Regions from separate parts of the Homo sapiens genome. Here region 2 is linked to region 1. A link is a contact called in ENCODE Hi-C or POLR2A ChIA-PET data. All regions are on one chromosome and are shown on one strand. Each heading gives the region's core, a stretch centred on a gene start or an enhancer-like site at or near the end of the contact. The rest is flanking DNA. Distances are from core to core; before and after follow the strand shown. Region 1 overlaps USP32 (ubiquitin specific peptidase 32). Region 2 holds the start of APPBP2 (amyloid beta precursor protein binding protein 2).

What was found. A loop is a pair of places that touch in the nucleus more often than their neighbours do. ChIA-PET counts read pairs that join two places held with the same protein, here RNA polymerase II (POLR2A).
Region 2: POLR2A ChIA-PET joins it to region 1 with 11 read pairs in WTC11. The contact joins the promoter of APPBP2 here to the enhancer-like site in region 1. A Hi-C loop is called at or near these places in 1 of 168 maps with a recorded cell type or tissue (psoas muscle). POLR2A ChIA-PET finds 5 or more read pairs at or near these places in 3 of 52 experiments (WTC11, activated CD4-positive, alpha-beta T cell and activated naive CD8-positive, alpha-beta T cell).

What each region holds. Positions count from the first base shown.
Region 1 is chr17:60,368,312-60,375,999 of GRCh38, forward strand. The region is part of intron 1 of USP32 (ubiquitin specific peptidase 32); the gene reads right to left. Among named protein-coding and RNA genes, the nearest start is that of USP32, 20 kb to the right of the region's middle. Within about 2 kb of position 4,985, at least 4 of the 41 ENCODE cell types and tissues checked have a DNase peak (open chromatin) inside an H3K27ac peak, as active enhancers do.
Region 2 is chr17:60,522,217-60,529,904 of GRCh38, forward strand. APPBP2 (amyloid beta precursor protein binding protein 2) reads right to left here and starts at 4,026. Exons shown (of 13, transcript NM_006380.5): 1 at 3,578-4,026. The coding sequence starts at 3,715. It also overlaps the pseudogene LOC107984970. RefSeq lists enhancers at 2,937-3,645, 3,366-3,635 and a silencer at 3,716-3,855.

The DNA of each region.
Region 1 (7,688 bases), core at 3,735-6,234:
AATGAAATACACATTAGATTGCTTTTTATTTCACTATGTAGTAAATATTTTCACTTCATAGAAGTCAACAGGGAAAAGTGTTCTATTGTTATAGTTAGTAAGAAATCCCAATATAAACATTTAAAAGAGCTTCTCTACTAGAGGAAAATCTTTTCAACAAAAGACTCTGCTTCAAACAAAACAAGACTACTAGTTACAGGGCCATTGCGGTTGGGGGGCGGGGGAAACGAGGGGAAAATATATTTAAACTGAGGTCCTAGTGAAAAACCAAGAATATTACCAAAAAAAAACCCACATACACACAAAAACTATTAAAACTAAGAATTAAATCTACCCATCAAAAAATAGTAAACATAAAGTAAGTCCAGGGGTTTATGTTTCTACTGCACATAGTAAGCACTTCACAGTTGTCAGCAATTTCCTAATAATCATACATGGTTCTATACACAACCTCGAAATGGCAACATTATTAAGTTTTAATACATATAAGCGAAAGTGTACAAACATTTCCCAAACAACCAAACCAAAACAAATAAAAGTCTGGACTTCATATAATGCAATCCAAGTTTCTCTGAGAAAATGAAAAAGTTTCTGATGCAAGACAACATGGAGAAAATTAAAACAAAACATATGAGGCAGAAAAGGAGTTAGTACACATACACGAATTATTTTTTAAAAGATTTTTTTTTTTTTTTTTTTTTGAGACGGAGTCTCGCTCTGTCGCCCAGGCTGGAGTGCAGTGGCGGGATCTCGGCTCACTGCAAGCTCCGCCTCCCGGGTTCACGCCATTCTCCTGCCTCAGCCTCCCAAGTAGCTGGGACTACAGGCGCCCGCCACTACGCCCGGCTAATTTTTTGTATTTTTAGTAGAGACGGGGTTTCACCGTTTTAGCTGGGATGGTCTCGATCTCCTGACCTCGTGATCCGCCCGCCTCGGCCTCCCAAAGTGCTGGGATTACAGGCGTGAGCCACCGCGCCCGGCCAAAAGATATTTTTTAAGCCAGGCATGGTGACATCTGCCTGTAATCCCAGCTACTTGGGAGGCTGAGGTGGGAGGATCACTTGAACCCAGAAGTTCAAGACACCCTAAGCAACATAGCAAGACCCCTACCTAAAAAAAAAAAAAAAAAAAAAATCCTAACTTTTTACTACACTCCAAGATAAATTTTGGGTGAATTTTAAAAAGTTAAACACTAGAAATATGAAGTCATAAATTAGAATTGTTTTTCAGATATATGTAAGAGTAAAAATGTAAAACTTCAGAAGTGAAACAGAAACACAACAATTGGCAGATCTGACATATACAAAATTTTAACTCATACACATTAAAAGTAGCAATACAAAACAAATAGCAATGTTAAACTAACTGGAGAAAATACTTGCAGCAAATTAGTGAAATAGTTGATTAAATTCAAGGTACTTATTAAGTTCTACACAATGATTTTTTTTTAAGAGACAGGTTCTTGCTGTCACCCAGGCTGGAGTGCAGTAATCATAACTCACTGCAGACTTGAACTCCCTGGCTCAAGTGATTCTCCTGCCTCAGCCTCTCAAGCAGCTAGGACTACATGCACTTGCTACCATGCTCAGCTAATTAAAAAAAAGATTTTGTAGAGACAAGGTCTCACTATGTTGCCTAGGCTAGTCTCGAACTCCTGCCTCAAGTAATCCTCCCACCTTGGCCTCCCAAACTCCTGGGATTACAGGTGTAAGCCAGCGTGCACAGCCTACAAAATAATTTTTTTTTTTTTTGAGACAGAGTTTCACTCTTGTTGCCCAGGCTGGATTGCAATGGCCCCATCTCAGCTCACTGCATCCTCCACCTCCTGGGTTCAAGCAATTCTCCTGTCTCAGCCTCTAGCCAGAAAAGTAAAAGAAAAAATTATAAAAATAAAAAGAATTTTTTTAAATGTTTAAACAAACACATCTTTAAGAACTAAAATGATGACAACAACAAAGGACAAAAAGACAATGAAAATAATGAAGAAATACAACTACCAAAAATGGGAAAGGTTCTACTTTGACACCAATCCAAAAAAAACCAATTAAAACAAGCTACCATTTTAGATTACTCAATTAGCAAAGAATTTTTTGCAAATGATAATACCAAATGCTGAAAGGGTTTTAGTAAATTAACACTCAGATTCCACTTTCAAAAAATTATTTGAGGCTGGATGCAATGGCTCACACCTGTAATCCCAACACTTTGGGAGGCCGAGGCGGGAGGATCACTTGAGGTCAGAAGTTCAAGACCAGCATGGGCAACATGGCAAAACCCTGCCTCTACAAAAAAAAATACAAAAAAAATTAGCTGGGCATGGTGGTGCCCACCCAACCACTCAGGAGGAGGCTGAGGTAGAAGGATCCCTTAAGCCCGAGAGGTCGAGGCTACAGTGAGTTGTGATCACACCACTATACTCCAGCCTGAGTGACAGAGTGAAATGCTACTGTCTCAAAAAAAAAAAAAAAAAAAGAAGAAAAGAGAAAAAAATACATTTTGAGCAGCAAGTTGTGGTGGCTCAATGCTTGTAATCCCAGCAACTGGGAGGCTGAGGCAAGAGTGTCTCTTGAGGCCAGGAGTTTGGGACCAGCCTGAGCAACATAGCAAGATCCCATCTCTAAAAAAATTAAAAGTAGCAAGGCATGGTGGCTCATGCCTATAATCCCAGCACTTTGAGAGGCCAAGGCTGGAAGATTGCTTGAGACCAGGAGGTTGAGACTATCTTAGACAACACAGTGAGACCCCCATCTCTACAATAAAAATAAAAATAATAAATTAATTAATTAAAAACAATTAGCTGGGTATGGTGGTGTGAACTCATAGTCCCAGCTGTTCCAGAGGCAGAGGCAGGAGGATTGCTTGAGCCCAAGAGTTCCAAGGCTGCAGTGAGCACCACTGCACTTCAGCCTGAGCAACAGGGGAAGACTCTGTCTCTAAAAATTAAAAAAAAAAAAAAAAAAAAAAAAATTAAATGGCCGGGCGCAGTGGCTCACACGTATAATCCCAGCACTTTGGGAGGCCAAGGCGGGTGGATCACCTGAGGTCAGGATTTCAAGACCAGCCTGGCCAATGTGGTGAAACCCCGTCTCTACTAAAAATACAAAAATCAGCCAGGTGCGGTGGCACACGCCTATATAATCCCAGCTACTCAGGAAGCTGAGGCAGGAGAATCGCTTGAACTTGGGAGGTGGAGGTTGCAATAAGCCAAGACTGCACTACTGCACTCCAGCCTGGGCAACAGAGCAAGATTCTGTCTCAAAAAAAAAAAAAATTAAATGAAACACATGTATAAATGGCCAACATGCACATATAAAGGGTGTTCAACATCACTTAGTCAAGGAAATGCAGATTAATCCACATTGAGATACTACTTTCCAACAATCAGGATGGCTAAACTGAAAGACTGACAATATGAAGCACCAGTCCTGCAAGCTCCTTTCATGTAAGTAAAAAGGCCACATGAGACATTAGAAGAATAAACTGCCAACAACTCATAGTCTTGAAAGGAGACTTAGGCAAGTGACAGTGTTCAGGGTTGAATTAGTGATAAATACTTAGAATACTAAGCAAACACAAATAAAATCAGTCATCAGCTCCAAGGAAAACAAACATTGTGCTAGAAAAGTAATCAAAACTTACTACCTAATTTCAGCTGTGAATCCTACGCATATGCTCATAAGGTAAACATTTAACAGTTATCTAAAATTACCATATAACTATTGCGGTAGGATTAAGTAACAGGGAGAGGGGAAGGGGAAGTGGCTAAGGTGGAAGGAAGGGAGAGACAACTAAATTCTCATGCTCAGAAGTGGGAAGTCAACAGATAATGCTGAAACTGAAAAATCAATACCAAATACCAAAGATCAACTAAAAGAATACAAAGTGGTCTCCTCTAAGAGAAGGAAAATGCCAAGGAAAATTAAGGAGCTGGTTGTCATTTAACAAATCCTGGTCAAGCTATTAACACTTTAAACTACAGTTATGCATCACAAATGACAGGAATGCATCGTTAGGTGATTTCATCATTGTGCAGACATCAGCGTGCTTACACAAACTTAGATGGTATAGACTACTACACACCTAGGCTATATGGGATGGCCTATTACTCCTAGGCTACAAACCTACACAGCATATTACTGTACTGAATATTGGAGGCAACTGTAACACAGTATTTGTGTATCTAAACATATCTAAACATAGAAAAGGTATAGTAAAAATATAGCCTTAAAGATAAAAAAAAAAAAAAGTCCAGGCACGGTGGCTCACTCCTGTAATCCCAGCACTTTGGAAGACTGAGGTGGGAGAATCACTTGAGGCCAGGGGTTTGAGACCAGTCTGGGTAACACAGTAAGACCCCGTTCTCTACATTAAAAAAAAAAAAAGAAAAATTTCCCAGGCTTGGTGGCATGTGCCTCCAAGCTACTGAAGACATTGAGGCAGGAGGATAACTTGAGCCCTTGAGCCCAAGAGGTCCAGGCTGCAGTGAGCTATGATCATGCCACTCCAGCCTGGGTGACAGAGTGAGACCCTGTCTAAAAAAAAAAAAAAAAAAAAGACAAAAAAATGGTTCACCTAGGCTGGGCTTGGTGACTCACATCTGTAATCTCAGAGCTCTGGGAGGCCAAGGCAGGAGACTTGAGCCCAGGAGTTCAAGAATAGCCTGGCTAACATAGCGAGGTCTCTACAAAACATAAAAAACAAAAAAATCAGCCAGGTATGGTGGCATGCACCCATAGTCGCAGCTACTCTATAGGCTAAGGTGGGAGGATAGCTAGAGGCTAAAGTGGGAGACAATCTCTTGAGCCCAGGAGCTCGAGGCTACAGTAAGCCATGATCACGCCACTTCAATCTACCCTGGGTGACTGAACAAGACCCTGTCTCGAGACAAAACTAAAAATCTTTTTTTAAAAAAGGTACACCTATATAGGGCACTTACCATGAATAGAGCTTGCAGGATGAGAAGTTGTTCTGGGTGAGTCAGTGAGAGACTTAGGGGTGAGTCAATGTTGAAGTCCTAGCCCTAGGACATTACCATGGAGTACTGCAGTAGATTTTATAAACACTGTGCAATTCGGTTACACCAAATTTACTAATTTTTTCTTCAATAATAAATTAATTTTAGCTTACTGTAATTTTTTTTTTTTTTTTTTGAGACCAAGTCTTGCTTTGACACCCAGGCTAGAGTGCAGTGGCACGATCTTGGCTCACTGCAACCTGCACCTCCTGGGTTCAAGCAATTCTCGTGCCTCAGCCTCAGCCTCCTGAGTAGCTAGGATTACAGGCGTGCACCACCACAACCGGCTAATTTTTGTATATTTTAGGAGAGACAGGGTTTCACCATGTTAGCCTGGCTGGTCTCAAACTCCTGGCCTCAAATGATCCACCCGCCTCGTCCTCCCACAGTGTTGGGTTACAAGCGTGAGCCACCATGCCCAGCCAGCTTACTGTAACTTTTTTACTTCATAAACTTTTAAATTTAACTTGTTGGCTCTTATAATAACCCTTACCTTAAAACACATTGTACAGTGTCCAAAAATATTTTTTCTTTATATCTTTATTTAAAAAGTTTTTACTATTCATGTTTTATTTTCCTTTTTAAGCTTTCTTGCTAAAAATGAAGACATACACTTTGGGAGGCCGAGGTGGGCGTATCACCTGAGGTCAGGAGTTCAAGACCAGCCTGGCCAACATGGCAAAACCCATCTCTACTAAAAATACAAAAATTAGCTGGGTGTGGTGGCATGCACCTGTAATCCCAGCTATTTGGGAGGCTGAGGCAAGAGAATCGCTTGAACCAGGGAGGCGGAGGTTGCAGTGTGCAGAGATCACACCACTGCACTCTAGCCTCAGGGACAGAGTGAGACTCTGTCTCCAAAAAAAAAAGAAAAAAGACATAAACACACACCTTAGCCTAGGCCTACACAGCATCAAGATCATCAATATCACTGTCTTCCACCTTCACGTATTGTCCCACTGGAAAGTCTTCAGGGCAATAACACACATGGAGCTGTCATCTTCTATGACAATAATGCCTTCTTCTGAAATACCTCCTGAAGGACTTGCCTAAGGCTGTTACAGTTAAGTTTTGTTTTTTTTTTTTTGAGACAGAGTCTTACTCTGTCTCCCAGGCTGGAAGAGTGCACTGGCGTGATCAAGGCTCACCCCAGCCTGAACCTCCTAGGCTCAAGTGATCCTCCCACTCCAGCCTCCTGAGTAGCTAGGACCACAGGCGTGTGCCTAATTTTTGTATTTTTTGTAGAGACAGGTTTTCACCATGTTGCCCAGGCTGGTCTCAAACTCCTGGGCTCAAGCAACCCACCCAAAATGCTGGGATTACAGGTGGGAGCCACCACGTTCAGCCAACTTTTATTTAAATAAATAGAAGGAGTATACTCTAAAATAATGATTAAAGGTATAGTATAGTAAATGACTACATAAAAAAAGCAAAAAGCAAAAACAAGTAAATGGCTACGATGTCACTAGGCAATAGGAATTTTTCAGCTCTACTATTATCTTATGGGATCACAGTTGTGTATGCAGTCCATCGTTAACCAAAACATCATCATGCAGCACATGACTGTATAGGTATGTATAACATGGACAGAAACAGACATCTCAGAAAAAGCAAGATACAAAATTTTATGTACATTATGATTAAAACAATACTAAACACTAATTTGAAAAAAGAGTAACAGCAAATAATTAGCTGTGTTTGGTGATGAGATCATTAGTGAAATTTTCTCCCTTTATCTTCCAATCTCTTAGTAATCTTGTATATTGTTTTTTGTAATATTTAAATAAGTTTTACAAAAGTGCTGTTGGTGGCTGGTAGTTGATATTCCTGTTTGTCTTTGTTTATGAAGCTCCCTCCTTCTCTGTGGATACCACGCTTCTTCTTACCCTATATATCTATAACCAACTGTGAGAGAGTTTTTAATGTTTTGACAAAAAATTTTAAAGGTCACACAGAACAATCATAATCTTTTCCACTGATTACTATGATCCCTTTGAATAGTCTCAGCTTGCATGGTCATTTTTACAGTCCCATACTACTATGCAAACTGAGAAATGACTACATATAATATAGATTTACTCTCTATCTTAGTAATTTTCATCTTTATCATTGAGTACTTAAAGGAACGTCTACAATGCACCATAAACCATACAGCAGAATGTTAGAATTTTCACTATAAAACCAAACACGTCATATATGCACACCCATGAAGTGTACAAACAATACATACTAAATTATCTCTTAACACTATTTTTCCTTTTTCTGGTGTTTTGTTGTTGTTTGTTTGTTTGTTTTTGTGATGGAGTCTCGCTCTGTCGCTCAGGCTGGAGTGCAGTGGCACGATCTTGGCTCACTGCAACCTCCGCCTCCTGGGTTCAAGTGAGTCTCCTGCCTCAGTCTCCCCAAGTAGCTGGGACTACAGGTGCATGCCACCATGCCCAGCTAATTTTTATTGTATTTTTAGTAGAGACGAGGTTTCACCATGTTGGCCAGGGTGGTCTCAAACTCTTGACCTCAGGTGATCTGCCTGTCTCAGCCTCCCAAAGTGCTCGGATTACAGGGGTGAGCCACTATGCCCGGCCAAATCTTTAATTTCTAAACTAATTTGGAAAGACAGAAAAATTTGTATCTTCCTATGTGTGTAATCAAAAAATAGTAGTCAAAATATTCATTG
Region 2 (7,688 bases), core at 2,776-5,275, 150 kb after region 1:
TCTGTTTAGACTTCCTGTATAAAAGCTACCACTCCTATCACTTACCCGCAGCAAATGAACTCACCTCCTAATTCATGACAATCATTCTTACAAACTTACCTATATTAACGACTTGTTTTGTTTTGAGATAGGATCTCCCTCTGTTGCCCAGGCTGGAGTGCAGTGGCACAATGACAGCTCACTGCAGGCTCTGACCTCCTGGTCTCAAGCAATCCTCTCACCTCAGCCTCCCGAGTAGCTGGGATGACAGGCATGCACCACCATGCCTGGATAACTTTTTCTACTTTTTGTAGAGAAGGGGTCTATGTTGCCTAGGCTGGTCTCGAACTCCTGTGCTCAAGCGATCCTTCTGCTTCAGCTTCCCAAAGTGTTGGAATTATGAGTGTGAGCCCTGCGCCTTTACATCTTTAATTCTTTTGTTCTGATCTTAGAAGAAGAGTTCTTTCCCCAACTCCAATATAAGGATAATACCTTAATTTATGCACGGTGAAGGAGGAAAGACCAAAAACAGGCAAGACTCATCAACTCATGTTCCTGCTCAGGGACTTTGCTCCGTAACTTATTTCCCACCACACTTGGATACTCAACCTCATTCTCTTGGTTTCTGCCACTCAGCCAACAAATATATTCTAGTGTCTTCCATTCTTTTTTTTTTTTAAAAAAAAGAAAAAACATTTCATATTTTACCCTTTCTATGCTCTCCCTTCCCTGCTTATACAGCAGTCAACATTCCTGCTTCTTTACCTTCCATTCATTCCATAACCCCATCTCCTAATGCTTTACGATTGTGCCTTTATCTGAAGCTATTACAAAAATTAACACAGTCATACTGTAGTACACCAAACAAGCAGAATGGGGAAATTTGATTCCACAAATACTCCAATTTTGTCTATGACTATGCCTACTGATGGAAATTTGGACTGCAAGAGAGATGTAATTATGAGTTTCTCCTTGGCTTTAAAGTGCAGAAAATTGGAAATTGGAAACAGTAAGCCTCCTAAAATTTTCACAAGTTGGGCAGGGGGTGAGTATCTTATATTTATGTGTGCAGTTATATTGCTTTAAAAAGTTTTTCCAGCCTGGGCAATATATCAAGACCTCATCTATACTAAAAATTAAAAAAAAAAAAATTAGCTAGGCATGGGTGGCATACACCTGTAGTTCCAGCTACTCAGGAGGCTGAGATGGAAAGACTGCTTAAGCCCAGGGGTTCAAGGTTGCGGTGAGCTATGATCACAACTGCACTCCAGCCTGGGCAACAGAGCAAGATCCTGTCTCCACAAAAAAAGTTTCTTATATGTATATGCTAATAGTGTTTAAAAGGAAGAAAAGTCAGGTGCGGTGGCATATGCCTGTAGTCTCAGCTACTCAGTAGGCTGAGGCAGGAGGATAGCTTGAGCCCAGGAGTTCAAGACCAGCTTGGGCAAAACAGCGAGACCCCATCTCTATTTTTTTTAAATTTTAATAAAAAGAATAATTTCTTCTTACATCTCCATTAAAGATTAGAATAGAGTCCTGGGACTGACTTTCACTCCACTTCCATAGAAGCTAATAAAAAAATTAGTGTTATAATATCTTTCATTAAAATAATCTACTATCTTAAGATAGATATCTAAGTAAAAGAGCAAGGAACTCAGGAACTAAATATCAGGTTTGAGACCTTAATTAAATTACTTAACTTTCTCACCAATAAAGCAAGGTTATACTGTACTCTACTTCACAGTTTAATTCTGAAGATTAAACAAAATAACACATAAAAGCACAACATAGTTACAGGCACATGTTTAACACTTCCCTCATCTTAGCACAGTGCCATACTCCCAATAAGCATACAACTATTAAGAAGTAAAAGTGTACCAAAAAGGAGCAATATTAAAACTGTGTGAACTATGTGAAACAGAAATTCTAACAAAAGCACCATCTATTCATACTAATAATCTTCAAATGAAAAGCTTCAATTAGAAGTGAAAGTTACTAAAAGATATTCAAGTATTTTGAACGAATTCAACTAGTAAATACACTTGGATTACATTCCCAATGATTTCCTCTGAGAGATTACATATGAGGTACAAGATTACACATGATTTAATAAAATGGACAGAGAGCACACACAAAGCTGCAGTTTCCCAGGCTGAGAAAGACAAATCTAATTTGTCCTTCCTGGGGAGGAATGTATCTTAAATGAACAAAATTTCCTTAGAATACACAAAAGTAAATCAATGTATCAAAGGGATTAGGAAAAAAGGGAGCTTTTTCTCGAAATCCAAAATAATAATACGCATGACCTAAATGAATCTTCTCCAAATATTTAGGGGGGAAACCCCACTTTAATTGTTAGAATTGGTGCAAAGCAGCTGGATTTAGTAGAACGCAGCCCATCAACTGCTAATTCTGAAAAAAAAAAAAAAAAAAAAAAAAAAATCTAGGGGTGGAGAAAGCAGGCAATCTTCCCAATAAAACAACTGCCACAAAACACTGTACATACGTAAGAACATAAACATCTGTTAAAATATCAGTTTACACTGTTCCAGCCAACTTACAGATCAAGAGGAAGTATTTAAGGTCTAAAAAATAAATTACATTCTACTTTTAGTCACATTTTGCATGGGTGGCTACTGGACACTAGGAGTTATCGACGCGGATTCAAGACAAGGAAGACTGAATAATAAATCCAGTGTTCACATTCAAATGTGGGGGAGAGAAAAGGGCAGGCTCTGAGTCCATAAAGTTCTCCACACTCTGAAAACACTGCAAAAATAGTCCACATCTAAGGACACTTACCCTTGAAACTCCTTGGAGAGTGGCTTGGGAGACTTGCTGTTCAGATTTTTGAGGGGGAGTGATTTAAGAATGCTGCAAGATTGCAACTTTCAAACACAGGAACATAATCTAAAGTGTTTTTTTCTTTCAGTAAAGATCTCTCCCTGTCCTCTTCAAACAGTTGATCAGCACTCCCATTTTCACAAAATCCCTAATTCAAGTATAGAGCCCCTCCTCTCCCACAAAAAAATCAAAGCTTTAAAGAATATGCAAATAAAACACACAGATTATTTCCAATAATCCCTAACTCCTTCCCAATTGGGAAAAGAAAGGAGAAACGAAGGAACACGAAGCAAAAACACCAAAACACTCGGGGAAGGAAGGCGGCGAGATGAGAAAGTAGGAATGGGTGGGGGGAGGAGCACGGAAAAAAGTCCAGCTGATGCTGACACTTAATTGGAAGGAGAGGATGGAAAATATCCTGAAGATACGGGCTAGAAGGAAAGGACTAGGTGGGACAGGGGCGCGATAGAGTAAGTCCACGCAAAAGGCCTACCCAAGAGGGCCACTGTGTAGAAGGGAACACCAACAGGGAGCAAGACTCCCCAAGATTACTTCAAGGCCCCAAAGCTTAAGAGACAGGGCATAGGGAGATGGGGTGCTTCTCCACTGGCAATGCAGACACCGCACCAGACGTTTCGGGAGGCAAGTCTGCCGGAAGGGGTGAGGGGTTAACTGCGGGGGTTCGCAGACGTGGAAGGGGGTGCGGCCCCCGGGGTTGCTGGAGGAGAGCAGAGAGGAGGCCCACGGCGCATACCTTGTAGTAAACATCAAACTGGATGTTCTCGGGCAAGGAGCGGATGTCTCGGCGGGAGCGGATGTAGTTGTCCACGACAGCGGAGATGGCGGTGTTATAGAGAGTCTCTGGGATCCACTCTAGTTCCACGGCCGCCATCTTCCTTCCCTCCTCCTCCGCCTCCTCCGCCTCCTCCTCCCGAAGGCCCCCACCTCCCTCCGTAGCGAACCCCTCTGCGGCCCCGGAGGATTCGGAGGGGCGGTGGCAGCCACGCGGGCGCACGGCAGAAGGCACGGCCGCCCTGCCTCCTCCGGGGGCAAACTGAGGGACGGCGGCAGCGGACGCAGGCCCGAGTAAAAAGTGGGACAGAAAACAGCGGCCAGCCAGGCCAAAAGCGTCACAATCCCGGTTCGAGAGGAACCCGGGTTCCGTCCCAGCGCTGATCTCTGCAGGGGCGGGGCTGCGTGTGCGGCGTCATGACGTAAGCGCACGCCGGCGCGCCGGAGGGGAGGAATGCGGCAGGCGGAAAACTTAGGAAGAGCTGGATGCCTCCCACGGAGAGCGTCCCTTCCAAGCGGCCCCGGAGTGGAGTGGAGTGGAGTGGATAGGGGTAGACTTTTCACACGGGGACAAATTATTACAGGATATCTGCGCCCCCTGTTCCGAGTCACTCGGGGCCATCGGTTACTTCAGCAGGTTCTCTGCATCACGGACCCTTTTGAGGCTCAGGTAAAAGTTTGGATCCTCTCCCCACAAACGAGCAAAATTATCTGTACATTGAAAATTATGCATTGAGAAAATTCACATTACTCTAGAAACCCTTAGACTGCAGTTCCTAACCCAAGTTAAGAACCCGCGGTCCAGGAACTAGGGGTAACGATAGAAGAGAGACTTGTTTTTCTTTGTATAACCATTTGCACCGTTGTAACTTTTTGACCATGTTTCTTTATCCAAATGAAATTTCCGAAAAAAGAAAACTCCTGCCCCAGAACTTCGTAGGAAAACTAGCTTGATTATGGAATTACAAATAATAGTAAGAGAAAAAAGGCTAAGTGGTGGCCGTGATAGGACTTAATGGTATTTCAATTCCCAGAGTTACAGTGGCGGCTTCAAGGGATTGTTGAATAATTGGGAGTACTTGTTTCAGCTTCTTTCCTTCCTCAGCCTGAACATCTGCTGTTTATGTAACTTAATTTCCTAAGTCTGCGATTTCAAGAATTTGATGCAACATCTTTCTGTTCTAGGAATTTACCATGGAAATTATTGGCCATAATTGTTGGTGACACTATCAAACTCATAGTCACTCTATAACGATGTAAGTCCAGAAAACAGCCATAATAATAATGTCCTGATTGATATTTAGAGCTAAAAGAAGTGGAAAGAGTTATTTCAATTTACCCTTCACCTGGTACTTCAGTGTTAAGTGGTTAAATAATTCCACAAAAAATAAACACTCTTAATCTTCTTCAGTCTATATAAATTCTTACTCTATACTGTGAACCTAGGAAAGCTGTGGATGGCCTCAAGATCAGATTGCCAGTTTAGCAAGTAAAAAACTACAAGGCTGGGCGCGGTGGCTCACACCTGTAATCTCAGCACTTGGGAGGCCGAGGCGGGTGGATCACGAGGTCAGGAGATCGAGACCATCCTGGCTAACACGGTGAAACCCCGTCTTTACTAAAAATACAAAAAATTAGCCCGTGGTGGCGGGCGCCTGTAGTCCCAGCTACTCGGGAGGCTGAGGCAGGAGAATGGCGTGAACCCGGGAGGCGGAGCTTGCAGTGAGCCAGGATCGCGCCACTGCACTCCAGCCTGGGCAACAGAGCGAGACTCCGTCTCAAAAAAAAGAAAAAAAAAATTACAAGTGCCCAGTCACATCTTAATGTCAGATAAACAACAAATGGTTTTGAAATGTAAGTATGTTCTGTGCAATAGTTTTGCTCATGCCTTCGGAGCCACTCAAGTGTATCAGTTCATTCAGCAAATCCTTCATCACTTCTTAGACACTGGCGCTTTTGAAGATCAGGATCCCTGCCCCACATAAAAGAATAATTATTATCTCTGCAAATATTGCAGGGGACATATTTATACTAAAAACTTATTTGTGACCAGCCTGGGCAACATAGCAAGACCCCATCTCTACAAAAAAAAAATAGCCACATGTGGTGGTGTGCACCTGTAGTCCTAGCTACTCAGGAGGCTGAGGCAGGAGGATTACTTGAGCCCAGAATGTTGAGTGAGCCATGATCATGCCACTGCACTCCAGCCTGGGTGGCAGAATGAGACCCTGTCTCAGAAAACAACAACAACAAAAAACTTTGTTGTTCATCTGAAACTCACATTTAACTGGACACCTGTATTTTATCCAGCAATCCTACCTAAAGGGATCCATGAATCCCCTAACATTGAATGCACATGTTCTTGGACATTTTGGCTAAATCAGGACCCGTATTAAGCTCCTGTAAACAGGTAAAGGTGTGTCAGACACACATATTGATTGCTTTATGGACCTTAGATGCTGAGTGTATTAGTCCGTTTACACACTGCTAATAAAGACATAGCTGAGACTGGGCAATTTATAAAAGAAAGAGGTTTATTGGGTTTACAGTTCCACATGGCTGAGGAGGCCTCACAATCATGGTGGAAGGCAAGGAGGAGCAAGTCACATCTTAATGTGGATGGCAGCAGGCAAAAAGAGACAACCGAAAGGAGTTTCTCCTTATAAAACCATCAGATCTCATGAGACTACCACAAGAACAGCGTGGGAGAAACCACCCCCATGATTCAGTGATCTCCCACTGGGTCCCTCCCACAACACGTGGGAATTATCAGAGTACAATTCAAGATGAGATTTGGGTGGGGACACAGAGCAAAACCATATGACTGAGTTAGACATTAAAAAATGTATATAGTCACAAAGGGGACTCTGGATGGAAGGGCCTCTTGATCCCTTCTTCACTGCTTTCAGATTGAAAGTTATTCAGATGTGTATGATGGACTAGGAGGTCGTGACCAAGAGCAGATAAACTGCCAGAAAGGATAAGTCCCCTGAGAAGGACTTAGTCCTGGCAGTATTCATCACCTTCTAACTGAAGAGCCCTTGGGCCCTAAATGACCAGCAGATATACCCAGATACTATGTTGAGGACCTTGGGTGAACCTCTGAGACTTGCTGGCTTCAGATGCCAGCATGGCCACAGAGGGGTAGAGCACCAAGTGGGCCCTTGGGGTTCCTGATTCCAGGACTTGACTCCTAAATGGCATTTCTGACCTGCCCTGGTCCAGAGTAGAGCCTTCTGCCCTGACGGTTGAGTCTCTGCCCAGACAGCATTCACCACACACTGACTTGAGAGGCCGTGGGCCTTAAGGAAACATCCGTGGAAGTCTGGCAGTACTCCCTGTGGCCTGTGGTGATGGTGGTTACAGAGTGAGGCTAGTCTCCCTTTGGGAAGGAAAGGGAAGAGTAGGAAGGACTGTGTCTTACGGTTTGAGAGCCAGCTCAGCTGCAATACAGTATAACACCAGGTAGACTTCTGAGATTTTTTACTCTAGTCTCTGACTCCTGGACTGTACATCTGGACCTACCCAGGGCCTGGGGGAACTCGCCACCCTGAAGGGAAGGACACACGCCTGGATGGCTTTGCCATCTGCTAATTGTAGAGCCCCAGGGCCTTGAGTGAACATAAGCAGTAGCCAGGGAGTGGTTACAGCAGGTCTTGGGTGAGACCCAATGCTATGCTGGCTTCATCTCTAACCCAGTCCAGTCATAGTGGGGGTGGCCACAGAGGTACTTCTGTCACTCCACTCCCAGCTTTATGTGGCTCAGAACAGAGAGAGAAATTCCATTTGTTTGGGAGAAAGTAAGGTAAGAGAACAAGAGTCTTTGCCTGGTAATCCAGAGAATTTCTCCCAGATGCTGTCCTTGACCATCAAGGTGGTACCCCTAAGAGTCTGCAAGAACTTCAGAGAACTACAGTGTTATTGGGTTCGGGGTAATCCCTCCCCCAGCTCCAGGCAGCTCAGCACAGAGAGAGAGACTGTTTGTGTTTAAAGAATGTAAGGGAAGAGAACAAGAGTTTCTGCCTGGTAATCCAGGGAATTCCCTTGGATCTTACCCATGAACACCAAGGTGG